Linked DNA regions of Homo sapiens: region 2 is linked to region 1. A link is a loop called in an ENCODE intact Hi-C map of the cell type or tissue named here. Cell type or tissue: IMR-90. All regions are shown on one strand. Links, peaks and the distances in the headings refer to the core of each region. The heading gives the core; the rest is flanking DNA.

The links. Peaks named below come from ENCODE experiments on the same cell type or tissue, not always from the same donor. Only the 100,000 strongest peaks of a DNase experiment are listed, where the experiment ranks them.
Region 2: it touches region 1 in a loop (2.1-fold over the local background); 2 of 110 quality-filtered maps call a loop at or near these places.

Annotation. Positions count from the first base shown.
Region 1 is chr14:71,484,744-71,494,611 of GRCh38, forward strand. The region is part of intron 2 of SIPA1L1 (signal induced proliferation associated 1 like 1); the gene reads left to right. It overlaps LOC145474 (a long non-coding RNA gene), which reads left to right and starts at 3,118. Exons shown (of 1, transcript NR_027046.1): 1 at 3,118-4,971. In IMR-90, for the core only: no CTCF peak of the experiment used is centred there; DNase peaks (open chromatin) are centred at 4,308 and 7,818; H3K27ac peaks cover 441 bases.
Region 2 is chr14:71,706,761-71,716,628 of GRCh38, forward strand. SIPA1L1 (signal induced proliferation associated 1 like 1) reads left to right here. Exons shown (of 24, transcript NM_001386936.1): 17 at 2,462-2,904. Among named protein-coding and RNA genes, the nearest start is that of RGS6, 220 kb to the right of the region's middle. In IMR-90, for the core only: no CTCF peak of the experiment used is centred there; DNase peaks (open chromatin) are centred at 5,161 and 7,691; H3K27ac peaks cover 2,879 bases.

The DNA of each region.
Region 1 (9,868 bases), core at 801-8,800:
CTTGACAGTAGGCTTATTGTTAGTTTGGCAACCAATATTTGAAATAGAGAGGAATAATGATTTGTTTTAAAAAGTGAACAGAGCTAAAAATGGAAATGGAATTACTTTGCTTAATGCCTCCATTTGGATTTTGTTCCTAGCTTTAAACAAAACCTATGCTTAGAGTTAAGTTAGAGTAGAGAACATGATCCTGACTCTTCTGCAGTCAGTAGACTTCTGATTCTGCACAAAGACAGGAGTACCCCTCCCCTTACTCCATCCCAGCCCTGTGGAATTACTAAGTTTAGATGAGTGTAATTCGTTGCCCATGATCCTTTAGCTATTTTGGAGGGTGGGAATAGAGAAAGAGGTACAATAACGTTTCCACAAAAACCAAATGAAATGTGTGTCACTTATCAGGTAAGTTGCCATAAAGCAGCTCTACCTTTTAAAGATAAAATGACAGGATATCAGTAGCAGAAGAATGCTATTACAGTTAAGTCCATGAAATCCTGTGATGATGGGCAGTGGCAACCAGATATTCATTTAGAGAAGGGGTCTCCAACCCCCGGACCACGGACCAGTACCAGTCTGTGGCCTCTTGGGAACTGGGCTGCGTAGCAGGAGGTGAGCAGTGAGCAGGCAAGTGAAGCTTCATCTGTATTTACAGCTGCTCCCCATTGCCCATTACCACCTGAGCTCCGCCTCTTGTCAGATCAGTGGTGGCATTAGATTCTTATAGGAGTGCAAACCCTATTGTGAACTGTGCATGTGAGGGATCTAGGTTACGTGCTCCTTATGAGAATCTAATGCCCGATGATCTGTCACTGTCTCCCATCACCCCCAGATGGGACCATCTAGTTGCAGGAAAACCTGCTTAGGGCTCCCACTGACTCTACATTGTGGTGAGTTGTATAATTATTTTATTATGTATTATAATGTAATAATAATAAAAATAAAGTGCATGATAAATGTAATATACTTGAATCATCCTGAAACCATTCCCTACTGCCCCCAGTGTGTGGAAAAATTGTCTTCCACAAAACTAGTCTGTGGTGCCAAAAAGATTGGGGACCGCTGGTTTAGGGCATAGACCCCCAAATTGATTCTTATCTAACAATTCACCTGGCTTGTAAAACACAAGGAAGCTTTTGTAAATTGCTTACATTTGTTGTTGTTGATGTTTAACTTCCATTTCCCCCCCTACATTGCCTATACACCCTCTCTCCAGAGATCTTTCTGTTGGCCCTACTCACTCTCCCTAATTCAGCACCCAGAGTAGATCAGATGTTTCAAGAACTGGGTGTCTTTCCTGCCCAAAGAAAACATTGGAAAACATTTATTTTGATTTAAAAAGATGTTTCATAATCATACGGATGTGCGATTTAGACAGAAAAAGATAGTGAATCATGAAATATTTTTAATACCCTAAATGTATTTGCAACTGTTTTTTGCCAAATCTTACCATGTGTACTTTAAATATTCTCCAGCATCTGCAATGAAATTTCTGTTTGACTAGTAGGAACAGCTATCTGACTATACAGGGTTCGATTTTCTGTGGGGAAACCACTTGGGGTGGTGTTTCTATCAAGTCATCAGGAAAGGACACAGGCTCCTGGCTTTCAGCCTTTTGGGTGTAAGGCCTTTGTCCCCAAATCCACAGGAGCTCCAGCCTAGTTGTCTGCAAGAGGAGGGGAAAGGAAAACAGGCAAATGAGACTTTCTGGAATCTCTACTCATTGACTTCTACTTGAAACTCCTTGGCCACTGCTATCTTCAAGGGAGGCTCAAGTGTGGTGTTTAAATGGGCACTTTGCCAGCCCAAATAAAATGATACTTCTATCGCTAAAGAAGGGGAGCGGAGTGGAAACTGAGTTTGAAAAAGTTGACTTTCTGCCATCAAATACAACTTTTATTTTTTAAGTCATGAATCTGCCTAACCATCTTGCCAAAATTTAGAGTGAAGGGTGTTATTTAAGAGTATTTTAAAGAAATATTTCAGCTTTCGACAAATTATTTCCCAGGTCATTTCTATGCTTTTGTAAAATTCTTAATGCACCATTATTACTTTCCAATAAGTAATCTTTTAAATCTATAAATATTATTCAGGGTTTAAAAATAGAACAGGATTGATATTACGTGCTACAAATTAATAAATTTTTTCATGCTTCTTCTAAAGGCGCATGTTTTAGAAATATTTATGTAAAATTATCCGGTCTTTCTTTCTCACAGAGGCCCTTCTTTAGATAGAACTCTTGAAAGCTCTCTCCCTAGCATGTTAAGAACTGCTTTGGGTAGCTACGCTGATTCAGTACCAAATTCTGCCATAATCTTCTGATGGCACGGTGGTCTTTCTTCCCTCTGGATTTTTCTGCCTGGTAAGTTCTCTGCATGAAAAGTTCTGCTTACTCCTCTTCAACCTGGAAACTTCTTTTGATCCTTCAGGTTTCACGTCTTCTGCTCAGCCTTCTTTTCACATGCGTGCTGTTTTCCCTCCCCTCCCCATCACCTTCTGACTGGTTTAGTGGCTCAGGTGCTCCTGGCTGGTTTAGTGGCTTAGGTGTTCCTACTGAATGTTCCCTGGTCTCTGCCTACCGCATCATAGAGAGGAAGTTAAGCAGTGGTGATATGGAGAAAATGAGATAGTTCCTGTAAATACTCCAAACAGTGCCTGACTTCTCATAGGAAGCATGCATTCTGTATATCCATCATTTTTTCACATTGCATTGCAGTAACTTCTCTGCTTTTCTCAGTGATAAATTCTTGGAGGGCAGTTGCTATGGTGTGTTAGAGCTATTCCTGGCATCTGTGTATGGTGTATAGGGCATGGTAGGTACCCATTAAATATGTAATGAATGAGTGTGCATGGGTGAGCAGGAAGAGGAGAAAGGAAGACTACCTAGAGCTCTCCAGTGTCCACTTTCACTCTGCTCAGCTCTTGGGGACATGAGGAAGTGAGATCTGTGGATCCCAGAGGTAAAGAATGAGGTGAGGAACAGCAGTTTTTCACCATGCTTTGTTTTATTGAATGAGCTGGACCTCATGCAGATACCAGGGCATAATTGAGAGCTATAATTATTTGTCATTGGAAGACTCATTGTAGGAGATCTGTATTCATTTGCTCAAGTTGTCATTTAACACTTGAATATCTGCTATATGCTGGGTTCTAGAGCTGCAAAAGAGAACAAGAGTAGTCTTTACCTTTAGGATTTTCCAGGGAACTGGGGGAGACAGACAGATACATACACATACACCCCATCCTCAGTGTGTAGGTGCCATGACAAATCAAGGCTTTTGATGCAGATGCTATGCTTTCACTTCTCATGGTCGATACTTTTTGAATCTTAAAGTCTGATTGTTCAGATATCTAGAAAAGGAGATGTCTGGCTTTGCTCTGCCCTCTGACTCACTGTGTTGGTTTATCTTTAGGCGTGGTGGAGGGGGCCAGAACTACTGGCTAATGAGAGAAGGCAGACCTTGTTAGTGACATGTACAAATGGGCACATCTGCTATATTCACTTTCATTACTGATTATTAATAGTTTATTAAATGGAGTTTACTGAATTACTATTATTTTGGCTTAAAATATATATATATAATTTATGTAGTTCTATGTTTATAGATGTGTTTTCAGAGGTGTATTTGTTTTAGAATTTCACTCTGTCCTGGAAGTGATTTTTCAAATGTGGATATTAAAATGGATAGGACATAATTTCCCAACTAGTACAGTATGCTAGTGCCAACCTTATACCACTGTTGTAGTACCCATGAAAAATAATTTTTAAAAAGCTGTAAAAGTTCCCAGTGCTTTGAGGCTTCTTCAAAATTGAGAATGATGAAAATTTCCAAAATTATCAGTTGATGCCATAATTATCTCTAAGAGATGTTGTAATAGGAAATTCATGGTTTTCCTTTATTTTCCTGTTTCTGAACACAAAATTCAAAAGAAAACTCTTTCTTCCTTGTCACTGAGACTCTTGGTCAGTGTAGGCTGTGAACTTGTACTTTGTGAAGAGAAGAGTACTGTGAGGAAGCTTGAAAATACTGTAGGTTTTTGTTGGCATCTTCTTCTGGATGGTATTCATGTACTCTGCACGCCACTGAAAATATGCTCTGTTTTTCATAAAATATGCTCATTCTTTTATACTGAGCACTCGGAAATTGGTTTTCCCAAACCATCTTAGTGGAGAATGGCCTGCTTTTATCAGTTATGTGAAGAAGTAAATTCCAGGCTCCTCAGCTGCAGGATGGCTCCTTGTTCACAGCTGCTGCTCTTGCCTCTGTGGAAGACGCCTGCTGCTAAGAGAATCTTTGTGTGTTGTGTATAAAATGAACTTTGTTTGGACCATTCCACAAGCAACTTAAACTGCTTAGGAGTCCAGCCAGACATTCCTCCCCAGTTGATCATTTAAATGGAGGTCAGATTTAGAACCCAACTTATATTCGTTTAAAAATAGACATTGCCTTTAGAAAACTGACCTTTGGTACATTTGGGGCCTAGGGATCTGATAGGCTATCTCTTATGATGCACATCGCTCTGTTTTAGACTCTGAAAGGCAGTATGCCTTTGAAGCTAGATAACGTCAGTGTGCTTGTAACTTGGGACCCAGTCTGTGTGCTATATGTCTGCTTCTTCAGTCCACACTCATTACTTCCAGGAAATTCGTGAGAAGATGAGAGATTATTCGTTATAGAATTGAGTATGGTTTCTCTACACTAATTTTATTGGATATTTTCCAGTTTGACTAGGAAAGGTTAGAGAACATGGAAAGAAAATTTAACAGGTTAATTTTAAGGTAATAAGACCATTGTATTGATATATTCTTCAGTGTGATTTAGGTGAGTCAGGAATTTTTCCTCTGGAGACTGCCTAAATCAGGGATGTCCAATCTTTTGGCTTCCCTGGGCCATACTGGAAGAATAAGAATTGTCTCAGGCCACGCATAAAGTACACTAACACTAATGATAGCTGATTAGCTTAAAAAAAAAAAAAGAAAAAAAGAAAAATTGCCAAAAAATCTCATAATGTTTTAAGAAAGTTTATGAATTTGTGTTGTGCCGCATTCAAAGCTGTCCTGGGCTGCATGTGGCCTGCGGGCTGTGGGTTGGACAGGCTTGTAAATGTTATTAAACCTACAAATGAGAAAGGTAAGACTAGTGGCAGCTCTCACGGGGCTGGAAGTCAGTTTATCATATGTTGCAACTTAACATTATTCATTTATGCAAGTGAATAATCAGTTATCAAAATATGGAGGGATTCTTTCAAGCCTCATTTATCACACACAAGTCTAAGGTTTACATAGAATGTGTTAAACAGATATGTTAATAGGGTAAGATTGGAGTAGAGAAGGTTATTGCTAACTTTTTAATAATCAGAGAAGTGAACATATATTGAGCTTGCATAGATATAGTTAAATTATTGCCTAAAATTTCAACTAAAATTGAAACAAAGTGGTAATAAGTTATTTTGATTTCATTAAAAAATAACCTTGAAGGACAATATTTTTTTTTCTTCATGATTTAACAGTGTTACTTAAGCATTTATTTTGATGTAGGAAAACCTGTATTTATTTCTGGGCACCACTTTTCTTGTAGTCTTAATGATTATCATCTTAACCAACACCTTTGTGTAATAGTTTCCTTGAGGCTGATGATACCTTTTAATGGTGTCAGTGCTTAACATTATGTCTTTTTGGTACTTTTCAGCAACACAAAATTATAAATTATTTTGTGACTAACTGTGTCTAAATTTTTTTTTACATCAAAATAAGTATTTTTAAAAAAGAAAATGTGGGTTTTTAAACTTGTATTTTATTTATAAGAGGATGTATTGTCCATGTTATTATAATAATTGATGTGTTTCCAACAGAGGACCTCTGTGAATATTTTTGCATTGCCCACACAGGTGATGTGTGAACATCTCCAAGATTGTTGTGCCATTAACTAGCTCCTACAAAGTGTCATACAGCAACATTATTTGAAACACTTGTGGAAACATTTGGAAGCATTTATCATTTTTTCTTTGTTGTATACCCATTTGAACAAAAGCAAAGTAATTGCTTACAATAGTTATTTTTTCATAATAACATAAATGCTGAATCTATAAAAAGTAGAATTTCTTTATAAAGATGACCTTAAGTTTTAGCTACCTGATATCGTACATACATCGTAGAGAACATTTTCAAAGGTAGGGGTTTAATAGGAATGAAGATGCCTGTTCCTGATACTGGGAAGTTTGCTTATTTAACTTAGTAGCAATGATATTTATCATATCCTAATATTTTATAATGCTCTGTATATCACTGAGTGCTTAAGTAGTTACCCTTTTTAATCCTCAGAGTCCTCCCTTCAAACAGACAGGATGTCGATATTTAAAAATAAAAAGAAATTAAATTCACCTATTAATATATTTCTAACTCATTGGAAAGGAAATGTCAACTACCAGTTGATTTTCAAGAGTCTCTTTAATTTCAGTTTTGTTTTTCCTTCATTACAGCAGGATACTCAAGCAAACTGAATGTGGCTCTTGGAAACTCTGAGCTATCTTTGGGTTCAGTTCTCTGAAGTTTAAATTACAGTTGTTCCTTTTGGTGATCATCATTCATTCCTCTTTTTCCCCTTGAGCCCCTTCTATGTGTCAGGCCTAGGTTCTGGGGACAGTATATCTCCAAACTGACATTGTACTTATCTTCATGGAACTTAATGGCTTAGTGGAAGAGAAATGAAACAAATATGGACATATGAACTGTAATCAGTGCTCTAGAAGCAATATAAGCAGTAGTATTAGGGAGCAACCTGTTTGTTGTTGTTGTTGTTGTTGTTATTGTTGTTTTGAGATAATCTCATTCTGTCGTCCAGACTGGAGTGCAGTGGTGCAATCATGGCTCACTGCAGCCTCGACCTCCCCGGCTCAAGCAATCCTCCCACCTCAACCCCACAAGTAGCTGGAACAACAGTCAAATGCTCAGCCTGCCTTGGCTTCCCAAAGTGCTGAGATTACAGGCGTGAGCCACCGTTTCAGGCTTAATGTTTTATTTCAAACACACACACACACACACACACACACACACACACACACACACACACACACACCCCTTCCCCCGCCCCCCCACATGAAGAGTTGGCATTTGTAGGCTACATTTTCAGTAAATTGTAAATGAAGAGAATTATGAGAATTTACCTGATAATCCTCATTTATTATAGTTCGGGTTGTGCGTGTGTGGGAAAAATGCTGTCCTGTTTCTGCTAATCCAAGTCTGTCAGCACCATCTCCCCTCTGTCACCTAATGATTTGACTGTATTTCAACCTGTGTAATGGCGAGGCACCACGGTAGCTAGCATTGGCCGAGATGCCTGTCCTTGACAACAAGGTCTTTGTTTGGCTGTGTTGGGAAATATTGGCTACTACCAGGGCTGAGTGCAAAGAGGGTGGTATAGTAACTCAGTTTTTCGTGCTAGCAGCCTGATGGCACAGTTACAGCAAGGATTTGGCAGGAAGGAGCAAGTGTGGATTGCTTGAAGTTTCAAGGGGAGATGAGGCAGGAGAGAATTTAGAACTGTGGTGTTGTTTTTATTAGTTTAGAAGTTTTAATCTTCAATATAGCCGTGTTTTTTTCCAACAGCATAAAGGGTCAGCTTGATGCCCTGTTAAAAAAGAGCCAGAAGTGGGGTTTACAGGTGACAATTTTAGTGTGTTCCTTTTCTTTAAGAAAAATCTTTGATTCTGAAAGAGCTTGACAGAGCTGTTTAATAGTGTGGACATCTGTTGAGGCAGATAGCAGTTTTCTGGATATAGGTCATGTTAATATAAACTCTGGATATAAACAACCTCTGCTGTCTGCTTCAGACTTGAAGACTGTGTGATAGGACCAGGCCCGTGCGGTAGCTCTTTAGTGGTCAGAATATTTGTGAGTGAAAGCCGCTCTTATTTTTCAGAGACAGGAGCTCACTCTCTCGCCCAGGGCACAATTATGGTTCACTCCAGCCTCAATCTCCCAGGCTCAAGCGATCCATCTCAGCTTCCCAAGTAGCTGGGACCATGGGCATATGCCACCATGCCTGGCTAGATTTTTTTTTTTTTTTTAATGTAGGGATGGGGTCCACTCTATTGCCCAGGCTGGTCTCAAACTCCTGGGCTCAAGCAATTCTCCCACCGTGGCCTCCCAAAGTGCTGGGATTATAGGCATGAGCCATTGTGCCCAGCCAGTAAATGGCATTTTCATACATTTACCTCCTTTTTTGTTGTCCCGGAAGGCAGAATCTGGGATCTCTTTTACTTATGTAACTGTTCTCCAATTTCCAAATCAATTTATATCGAAAGAATATATCTGTGGTGCCTGCCCCTTTATCCCTCCCCCAAAACATAGGTATTTATTTTTTTAGAGACAGGGTCTTGCTCTGTCACCCAGGCTGGAGTGCAGTGGTGTGACTGTAGCTCTGTAGCTTTCTGCAGCCTTGAACTCCTGGGCCCAAGCAATTTTCCTGCCTCAGCCTCCTGAGTAGCTAGGACTACAGGTGCCCAAACCCTCCACGCCCCCAGTTTTTTTTATTTTTGGAGTGATGGGGTTTCACCATGTTACCCAGGCTGGTGTTGAATCCTGGGCTCAAGCAGTTTTCCCCATTCACCCTCCCAAAGTGCTGGGATTACGGGTGTGAGCTATTGCACCTGGCGAAAGTAGTTGTTGAAGAACTACTTGGGCAGATGGGAGGTCTTGTTTTACTGCTATGTTTGTGAACAATACAAATTCAATTATTTTTGTGGATGTGACTTCTAGAGAAACAATTAAATTGATTAACCAGAGTGACTGAGGAGACTTTCATTATGTTTCTCCAAGGACATAATGTTGAACAACAAAAAAAGTATTTTGACAAAGTATCATCACCAAAGTATCCCTCATCAGAATATATAGCACAGGCTGGAAACTTGGATTATTGTTTCTTACCTAAAAGCAGTCAGTGGAACAAAGGTTATGTATGTTCTGTTAGCAGTGAAGCTGATACTATAAAGTCTATATGATTTTATTCAAATGGATTAAGAAAATTAACGTGTGTTTATATTTGGAAAACGTCAGATATTTTATGAATAAATTTTAATTCAGCAAATATTTGTTTTTATTACTCCTTAAAGGATAGATTCAGCATTTTGTTTGTTTTTTAATATTATGAAGGAACTTTATACTCCTGATCACTGATGATGTGGGCAGGCCAGCCCGAAGGGACTCCGTGGTTCAGTCTTTACCATGCAATAGCACAGGGGCTTTTGCTTTTAAACATGAGTTCTCTGATTGGGTAGTGCTTGTGTGAGTATTGAAAAATCTCTACAATTGAGGCTTTGGAAGGTTATCAGTTTTACACCTTCTTGTCCTATTCAGATGCCTTTAATTTTTGTTCTGTTTTATTTTGTTTTGCCTTCTTGTAACAGTTAGAATCTTCATTGGATTGTTGAATAGAAATGGTGACAGTGGACGTCCTTGTTTTGTTCCTGATGTTAGAGGGAAAGCTTTCAGTCTTTTACTGTTGGTATGATGTTTGTTCAGGCTGAGGAAGTTCCCTTATGTTCCTGGTTTACTAAGGCTTTTTTTCTTTTTCTTTTTAAATCATTAGTGGTGTTGAATTAAATTTTTCAAGTGCTTTTTCTGTATATATTGATATAATCGTGTGGCTTTTTGTCCTTTATTAATATGTTGTATTAAATTAATTGACTTTTGGAGGTTATAATAATTGATTTTTGGATGTTAAACCATACTTGCTAAGATGAATCCCGTTTGGTCATAGTATCTAATTGAGATTTTCTTTTCTTTTCTTTTTTTTTTTTTTTTTGAGACAGGGTCTTACTTACTGTGTCACCCAGGCTGGAGTGCAGTGATATGATCTTGGCTTATTGTAGCCTC
Region 2 (9,868 bases), core at 754-8,753, 220 kb after region 1:
CGGTGGCTCACACCTGTAATCCTAGCACTTTGGAATGCCTAGGCAGGTGGATCGCTTGAGGTCAGGAGTTTGAGACCAGCCTAGCCAATATGATGAAACCGTCTCTACTAAAAATACAAGAAATTAGCCAGGTGTGGTGGCACACACCTGTAGTCCCAGCTACTCTGGAGGCTGTGAGACAGGAGAACCGCTTGAACCCGGGAGGCAGAGGTTGCAGTGAGCTGAGATCATGCCACTGCACGCCAGCCTGGGTGACAGATCAAGACTCCGTCAAAAAAAAAAAAAAAAAAGAAACTGGCATGTCCTACTCCTGCCCCTCCCCTTAGCCAATGAAGAGCCTGCTCCTTCCTCTACCAAAAGACACACACACGCACGCACACACACACGCACACACACACAGTTCCTTCTCTTCTCTTTTAATCTCCAGCAATCATCTAGACTTCCCGCCTCCCTCTAATTTAAAATATTATTTTATTCAGATATCTTTTAAATTCTTATTTGGGAAACTCTATAAAATGTTCTTTCTAAGCATCTAAGCCAGCATATGGAAAGAGTTCTATATGTTTTTTAAATTGAGATATAATTCACATACCATAGTATTTACCCATTTAAAATATACAATTGAGTGAGTTGTAGCAGCATTTTCACAGAGTTATCCGGCCAGCACTGCTTGATTCCTGGGCATTTTCGTCACCACCACCGACTGCTTGTCATCCCCTGGGAGACCTAGACAGTCACCAGTTTCTCTCTCTGGATTTGCCTACTCTGGACATTTCATACAAATGAAATTATACAATATGTGGCCTTTTGAGCCTGGCTTCTCTCGCTGATTATGTTCCCAAGATTCATCCATGTTGTAGCATGAATCAGTACTTCATTCCCTTTCATAGCTGAATAATATTCCATTTTACGGATATACCCTATTTTTTAATCCATATATTAGTTGATGGACACTTGGATTTTTTTTTTGTTTTACTTTTTGACTATTATGAATAATTTGGCTGTAAACATCCACGTACAATGAAACATGCCTTTTTATTTCTCTTGGGTATATATATATACCAACGTAGAATTGCAGCTGTTTTCCCATAGTTACCACCCCATTTTATATACCCAACATTGCCAACATTCATTATCATCTGGCTTTTTTTTATTATAGCCAAAGTGGCATCTCGTGGTTTTGATTCGTATTTCCCTAATAACTAATGGTATTGAATATCTTTTGATGTGCTTGTTGGACATTTGTTTTTTGGTGTTTTTTTTTTTTTGTTTTTTTTTTTTTTTTTGGAGAAATGTCTATTCAAATCATTTGCCCATTGTTTAATTGGGTTATTTGAAGCACAAAAGTTTTAAATTTTTATGAAGTCCAGTTTATTTTTTTCTTTTGTTTCATATGCTTTTGTTGTCATAGCTAAGAAACCATTTTATAACTGGAGGTCCTGAAGACTTACACATATGTTTTCTTGTAAGAGCTTTATAGTTTTAGCTTTTACATTTAGATCTTTGATCATTTGTGAGTTTATTTTTCTATATGGTAAGGATCCAACTTTATTCTTTCTTTCTTTTTTTTTTTTTTTGAGACAGGGTATCACTCTGTCACCAAGGCTGGAATGCCGTGCAGTGGCACAATCTCGGCTCACTGTAGCCTCAACCTCCTGGGCTCAAGCGATCCTCCCACCTCAGCCTCCTATATAACTGGGACTATAGGCAGGCACCACCATGCCTGGCTAATTTTTGTATTTTTTGTAGAAATGGGGTTTTGCTGTGTTACCCAGACTGGGCTTGAACTCCTGAGCTGAAGCAATCCACCTGCCTTGGCCTCCCAAAGTGCTGGGACTATAGGTGTGAGCCACTGCCCCAGTTCCAACTTTATTCTTTTTTGCATGTGAATATTCAGTTGTCTCACCATCATTTCATGATAAACCTAATTTTTTCCCCATTGAATTGCCTTGGTACCTCTGTATAAATTTCACCTCAAAGCATGTCTTAGAAGGCTGTCTCCTAAACAGAGGCTAATTGGGGAAGGAGGTCTCTCTAGACATAAGTCTTATATTCAGCCTTCTATTTACTCTGAACAAATAGGGCTTTTAGAATTAACATGCTTTCTAATTATAATCCCTTTGGAAATGTCATTTCCTTTCTCTTTTAAGATACTAAAACTTCAATGACAATTTAAATTTCTTCCTGACTAAAATAATCTCAATAGTATTGATACTTTAGCATAAATCAAATAATGAAAAATAGATTAAAAAAAAAAAACACGTTTCTAGTACCCTTTACCATGGATACTTCTGAATGGACCATAGTGACATAGGTTCCCTGTCTTACTGTGACTAGTCATTATTGGAACTTTTAGGCCTTCAGAGCCCTATAACTAGAAATTAATCACAGTGTCATTTCTGTTATTCTCTTGTTCAGGAAGCAAAACTTTGCACTCAAATAAATTCTGCTTCTCTTGCAGTCTGATAGCCACTACTCGAGCCACTCCAGTAGCAATACTCTCTCCAGCAATGCGTCAAGTGCCCATAGTGATGAGAAGTGGTACGATGGGGACCGCACAGAATCCGAACTCAACAGCTATAACTATCTGCAAGGCACCTCTGCTGACAGTGGCATTGACACCACCTCTTATGGCCCCAGCCACGGCAGCACAGCCTCGCTGGGGGCTGCCACATCGTCACCTCGCTCAGGGCCAGGCAAGGAGAAAGTGGCACCCCTATGGCACAGCTCCAGTGAAGTAATCTCCATGGCAGATCGGACTTTGGAGACAGAGAGCCACGGCCTGGACCGGAAAACAGAGTCTTCCCTGAGCTTAGACATACACAGCAAGAGCCAAGCCGGCTCGACCCCTCTGACAAGGGAGAACAGCACCTTCAGTATAAACGATGCTGCTTCCCACACAAGGTAACCACCCTTCCCCGCTGTCTGATTCCCAGCCCAGACCTAAGCCCAGTTCCCTGGCCTCAGCCCACTTTACTTTGCTCAATAGTGTATAAGGAAAGGAGGTTTTTCTGCAGTGACAATTATTTTTATATGTTTAATGCCCTTTATTTGCCTTCAAAATACTTTAATCCTGCAATTTTAGTGCATTATTTTAAACTGTGAGAAAATTTTGCAGATTTATTCTTTTTAAAGTTGGATTTGATTTTTAAAATAATGTTCCTGGCTACTACAATTTGAGAGGAAATTTGTAATTTTGTAATGTTGGCTTTCGGTGAGTAATAGGGAATGTATACTGGGACAAGCTTTTGAAGACTATGTTTTTAAAATATTGACCATATTGTTAAAAGACAGAGGTCTTTTCTGAGTAACAGAGCATCGTTTGCGATGCCAAGCACGTCCTTTACGTGCCTCTCAAGCCGAGAACCTCACTTACCTGATATTTACATTGTAACTTTTTTTCAGTAATTGGCTCCTGGCAGCAATGGGTTGAGAGTGGGGGATGTCCAATAGAAACGTGTAGCTAAAATTAGACATACCTTTCAGAATAGGAAAGTACACATTCCCCTGTATCCTTGGAGATCACACCTCTAGATAAAATAAATACTATTTGTCGTTTCCTCTTGATTGGAGCCTAAAATCCCCAATGTGACAAGATCCACATAGGGAAGAAGCATTCCATCACTGTCTTTTTAGGCCTGTTGATCTCTGTGTGGTTTCTCCTTTTATCTTCGATTGTTGTCAGTCATTGATCAATGTGTGAGACCATCTAACCTTGCTGTCTTCTGGGTCTGCTATGATTATGACCGCAAGAAAAATAGTAGAGGCTGGGCGTGGTGGCTCACGCCTGTAATCCCAGCACTTTGGGAGGCCGAGGTGGGCAGATCACTTGAGGTCAGGAGTTTGAGACCAGCTTGGCCAACATGGTGAAACCCCGTCTCTACTAAAAGTACAGAAATTAGCTGGGCATGGTGGCAGGCACCTGTAATCCCAGCTACTTGGGAGGCTGAGGCAGGAGAATCGCTTGAACCCAGGAGGCAGAGGTTGCGGTGAGCCAAGATCACACAACTGCACTCCAGCCTGGGCAACAGAGTGAGATTCTGTCTCAAAAAAAAAAAAAAAAAAGAAAGAAAGAAAGAAAAAGAAAAGTAATAGAGAGGCTTAATTTAGTTTTTATTTTTCAAATGGAAATCTAGGCACATAATCTGTCAGTAAACCCCAGATAACCTTAAGGAGAGAGGACATCCTCTACTTAATTTGGATTGCTTTCACTTGACCAGCTAAGTATTTTGTTTTCTCATGGAGTCTCTATCGCTACTTATCATTGAGCTTCCCTTCATTTAAAATGTCAGGCCCCATGGAATGAAGCCTTTCACTAGTTTTGTTTCTGTTTACCACTACCACATTGCAGATCTCAAAATGATGGTGATAGGTCTGGAAACTCCATGGCTTCCAAGCAAAAGGAAATTGGGAAAGTAGTCTCAGTATTCTTGAGTACTATGTATTCCGTTCCACAATTCAGAAAGTAGATTGTTTGATTCAAATGGTATAAGAGATGTGTTTGCCAAAGTAGAACAGGAAGTGGGCATCAGATGCCATAACCATATAGACAGAATCACACAAGACAGAATGATGACACTCGCTGGCTGTTCTTGGCACATCCCCATCTCAGTAGACTGTGCATTGACTTAGAACATTTTGCATATCTGAATAGTTTCTCTCTGGTTTTTAAGTTTAGTTTGACTCCTATTTCTTTGGTTTTCAATTTGTCATTTTGAAAGGAGGATGCCTTTTTTTAAGAATGTCTTCCATCTGAAAATATTTCTCTGGTCCAATGTGATGGCAGAAGAAAGTTGGTTATAGAGATCTTGTCTCAAATGGCATCACCATGGAGTGAGATTGGAAAGAGCTGGGCCCCTGAAACCAAAGCACAGAATGTGCGGCTGTGCCATTATCTAACAAATCCCAGGGGATCAACAAAGCTCCCTGAAAAAAGCATCTGGGTTTGCATTATCTGAATGTGCTGACTGGAGCTGCCTGAAGGCCTCAAAGGATTATCTAAATTTTCTGCTTCTAACTGGAAGAATGCAGAATCATTGAAATCATCCTTTAGAAATAACTCTCCTATTGAAAGTCAAACTTACTAGAGAAGAGAAGAATGTGGCCATTCAGGGAGGGTGGCAGAGCTTCTCACCCACTCATTTGAGTCACATTCATTTCTAGACTCTGGTAAGTAGGGATGTTTTGAGACTTTGGTATGTTGATCTTGGCAGAGTGAGTTGGATAATCAGAGCTTTAGCAGCCTGCCTTTTCTGGAGGAAAGGGGACTTAGCCACCAAATGCACATTGCTATAGAAAAACTAAAATCACAGCAAATTAGAGTGTTTGTGTCCTCAGAAGACAGGAACAGCAATTAATGTAGAGATATCTTGACAGTGCTTAAAAGAGCTTGTACCTGGGACTCAGTGACAAAGTCTAAATTACAGTGATTAAGTTTCACTGCATCTTTCTGGCTGGGCTCCATTCCTACCTTCTCTGTCCTCTAGTCTCCCTCTTGATGATCATGCAGATCTTTTGTAGCTCCTCATGAGAGCTACATTAATACAGGTTGGTAATTACATAGAGTTGCTATATTTGAATGTCATTAAAAGAAGCCACACATACTGGTAACTTTCTATAACTAAAAACGTCTATTAATTGCTCTAAATTATTGCTCCCTAGAATATATGTGTATCTTTATGAAGCTTGGAAATTTAGGGAGAAAATTTATTTTATTTTATTTTTTGGTAATGGCTGTTTCACTTTCAGATCTTAAAATGAACCACTGAAAAAAAAAAGATTAGTGGTAAGCCTAGGAGAGGTGAAGATAGTAGTAATTTAAGGACATTCTTAAATTTAAGCAGCATTCATTTTCTTCTTAGCGTTCTGGCCTTGGCAGTAGGCAGTGCCAGTTTGTGTGGCAATCAAGGACCTCCTCAGTTAGTCCAAAATCCTCTAGACCTGCTGACCAATGCTGTTTCTGGTGTTGGAGCTTAATTTGAGAACACACATGAGAAAGCTAAAAACCCTACCTCATGCTTGCACATAGATATCTCTTCTGTAACTGACTGACCTGACTTGTTTTGGTGTCCACGGTTGTTAGCCAGCTATTCTCCAGGTCTCCTTCCTCTTGCTTCCCTAAGGCCCCCTCAGACACCTGTAGCCAATTACTACCCACTTATGCGATCACATATACCTTTTTACTGCCATCTAGTCAGTACAAGAGGATTTTTCACCCAATATGTTCATCCTAAGTATATTTGCATAGGCCGTGCCAACATGAGCATAATAGATTGATACTCAATACATGCCAATGAGCAAATAGGAATAACTAGCTGGGCACGGTGACATGGGCCTATAGTCCCAGCTGCTCAGGAGGCTGAGGCAGGAGGATCATTTGTACCCAGGAGTTAGAGGTCAATCTGGGCAACATAGTGAGACACTGTCTCAAAAAAATGAAAGAATGACTTTTCTTTATGTTTTTTGCCTGATGACTCAAACCAGTTCAAAAGTTACATAAATCCTCAACTCCTGGCTCTTAGAAAACCACTAACTATTTTGAAGGTTATTGTACAGATGCATCAGTATTTGCACAGAGCTGCAGTGCTTATAGGTGTAGGTATGAGAGCATACATAGAGTCTTTGTGTAGCATGAAGTCTTAGTAAACTGTCATGTCTACATAAAAGTTTGTAAACTCTACGAAGTATGACAAGGAAAAACTTTAGAACAGCTAATATACAAATATCAGTCAGGATCTAGATATATGTTGGTCAGTGTCTGACATTATCACTGGAAGAACTGGTTAAAGACCAAGAAAAATGCCTGCCCACAGTTGTCAACACAGCTCAATTTCATGAATGTGCTTTTTCTGGTTGATGGTTCATGCCACAAAAGCTGTATGTTTCTTGAGAGCTGAGGAAAAGAAAGGCTTCTTATGTGTGGTTTACATTGAACATTAGGACTGCCTCAGGCTACTCTGGCACACTGGGCTGTCTGTGTGCCTCTGTGTATGCCCTGTTCCCTGCACCCTCATTGGCATCCTATGGATGTGAGAAATATGCCTTCCATCTTTGTTTAGAAGTTACTCCGTTGTCTTTACCTGTAACATTTCCTTCTCTAAATCTTTTCTGCCTGGAAATGTTTTTTTTTTTAGTTACTAACAATTAATTGCCTCTCTTTTATATTTTTTCCTTAAGATGAGAATGTTATTTTTCTAAATATTATGGACTAACTCAGAATATGAAAATTCACCCTCTAAAATAACAAAACCAGAACTTCTCTTAAGAGATGTGGTTGACTCTATTTGCCTTAGCCTAGGTTGTGGGTATGGATCATTTTAATTGGCAATTTTTGCTTTGCATCACCGCATACAATAAACATTCACGATTATGTTCTATGTTGCTGTTACATGGCAGAACTCCAGGTGATTTGGCCTAAGCGATCTTGCCACACCTCTTCCAGCTTTTGGGGGTGGTTATTTTATCCAGAACCAGTTACTTTTAGTAACCTCAAAGACTGAAAAATAGAACCACTGAGGAAGAAATTTCAAGTGAACCTTGAGAAAATGAGCCCTCTGTCAAGCCACAGATGCTTGATGCAGATCTCACCAACAAAACATTTTTTTGCTTTGTTCTATGAAGCAACTAATCCATTCATTCAGTTGATGTAGCAAGCCCAAATTCTTCAAGTGTCATTAAATCATAAGGCCAAAAGGAATTCAGAAAGGGCAGAGAGCCCATTCTTCGTCATATGTAAAGCATTCTACCAGGATGAGAATTCATACAATTGTTTTATTGGGGCAGTGGGGAGGGAAATAATCTCAAGAGATTTCACAGCTTTTCTCTCTTTTTTTTTTTAAAGACAGGGTCCCTCATTCTGTCACTCAGGCTAGAGTTCAGTGGTGGCCCTGCAGCTCACTATAGCCTCAACCTTCTGGGCTCAAGTGATCCTCCCACCTTAGCCTCCTGAGTATCTGGGACTATAGGCATGCACCACTATGCTAAGCTAATTTTTAATATTTTTATAGAGACAGGGTCTCATCATGTTGCCCAGGCTGGTCTCATACTCCTGTGCTCAGGCAGTCCTCTCACCTTGGCCTCCCATAGTGCAGGAATTACCGGCATGAGCCACTGAGCCTGGCCCACACAACTTTTCTAAATAATTTCAGTATATAATAAGTCCTCTCCCTTTTCAATATTTAATTCCATTCCTCTAGCTACAGCTCAAATACACAATTAAGAGAGAATAAATGTCTTTTTATGAGCTGAGTGTTTTCTAAACATGAAGATTTTTGACATCTAAGATTCTGAGAACATGTGTTGGCCCTGCTTGCCTTAACCTAGTTATTGGATATAGATTATTGACTATAACGTGGTCATTTGCAAAAAAAGAAAGAAGGAAAATTTGGTATAGCTCTCTACCCCCAGGCAAGTTGGGAGAGGAACATAAGGAAAATAGATTTGGAGCCTGAGACCCTGGTTCAAGTCTCAGTTCTACCATTGGTCAGCTATGTGGCCTGTGGCCAGTTGTACCATTTCACCTGGCTTGTCCCTCATCTGTAATCTAGGAGATGGCATATTGGCCATGGAATACACCATAGGATTTTAAGGTGCACAAATTAAACAGATACAAGCACATGGTGACAAATGAAGATGGCTTACTATTGCATCTTTCAGTTCACTGGCCAGCAAACTGCATTTCAGCAGTCAGCTTGTTCAGATTCTACACAATAGACAGCAGGTCAGAAACTCAGTGGCTAATGGATAAAGCCTGCAGCTGGTAATGTGCCATGTCATACACATTAGCATAGCCTAGTACCACCAAACCAAAATCCTGTTCCACCTACTAAATGGCTGTTTTTACATGTCTGTTGAAAATAAAAAAGATTATCAAATGTATTGCAAACTGTAAATGTCATTTTAAGACCAAAGGTTTTTTGTCATTTCCTTTTGTAAGCTCTTCATCACCTGCCTTAACAATTTTCTAGTGACTTTTCTTTTAACAAGCAGGTATCTCCCACAGCTCTTATAACTACACTTTGTGTGTTTCATCCTATAATCATATTTTCTCTTCTCAAGCATCTGGCTTTGTTTTCTTTATCCTTTTTAGATGCAAAACTTGGACATGACACTCTTCTCAGCTATGCCCAATAAAATGATAATGTTCATAGATATCTTGTTAGCCCCTTATTAAATAGCTTAGCGTTACAGGCTTTTCAGCTTGTGGTCCACGGTGATCCCTGAGGCTTCTACTGCTGCATATAGCTGGCCACTCATTTCCCTATGCTGTATGTATTAATATGCCCTTATACTGTTAAATTTCTGCCTTTTATAGATGGACAATTTTTCTTTACTGCAGTCACTTGGATATCTTCTTTGTCAACTTAATCATCCCTACTTCACTTGTTTTCCCCCAGTCCTTTGGAATTAGTGTCTTCTAAATTGTGTTCCGTACGGTACTCTATTGGATAGAGTACAGAACTGGCTAGTGCTGAACACAGTGGGAGGAGTCCTCCTTAATCATTATCCTCCACATTATCTGTCACCCAAAGGCTTGTTATTTGTACAAGCAATCACAGGAAACCCGATCAGCTCTCCTCTCCTTGGTATTAGACCAGCATTCAGCCATTGCCCAGATTTTGCCACAGCCATTTGACAGGTGACTAATTGCTTCTCTCTGCTTCCTGAAAATACCATCTTTAGCAGGCCAAGCTTGTCTAAAACCCCCTTGCCATTCCTAAATAGTAGATGACTCCAAGTTTTCCCATCAGCAGCTTTCTACAACACAGACAGTGGCTGGCAGATGTTTTTCACAGGATATGATGATCTCAGTGACGATGCAGGAATTCACAGTGGTCTCCCCAGGCCTCATAGGTTCAGCACTCTGGGC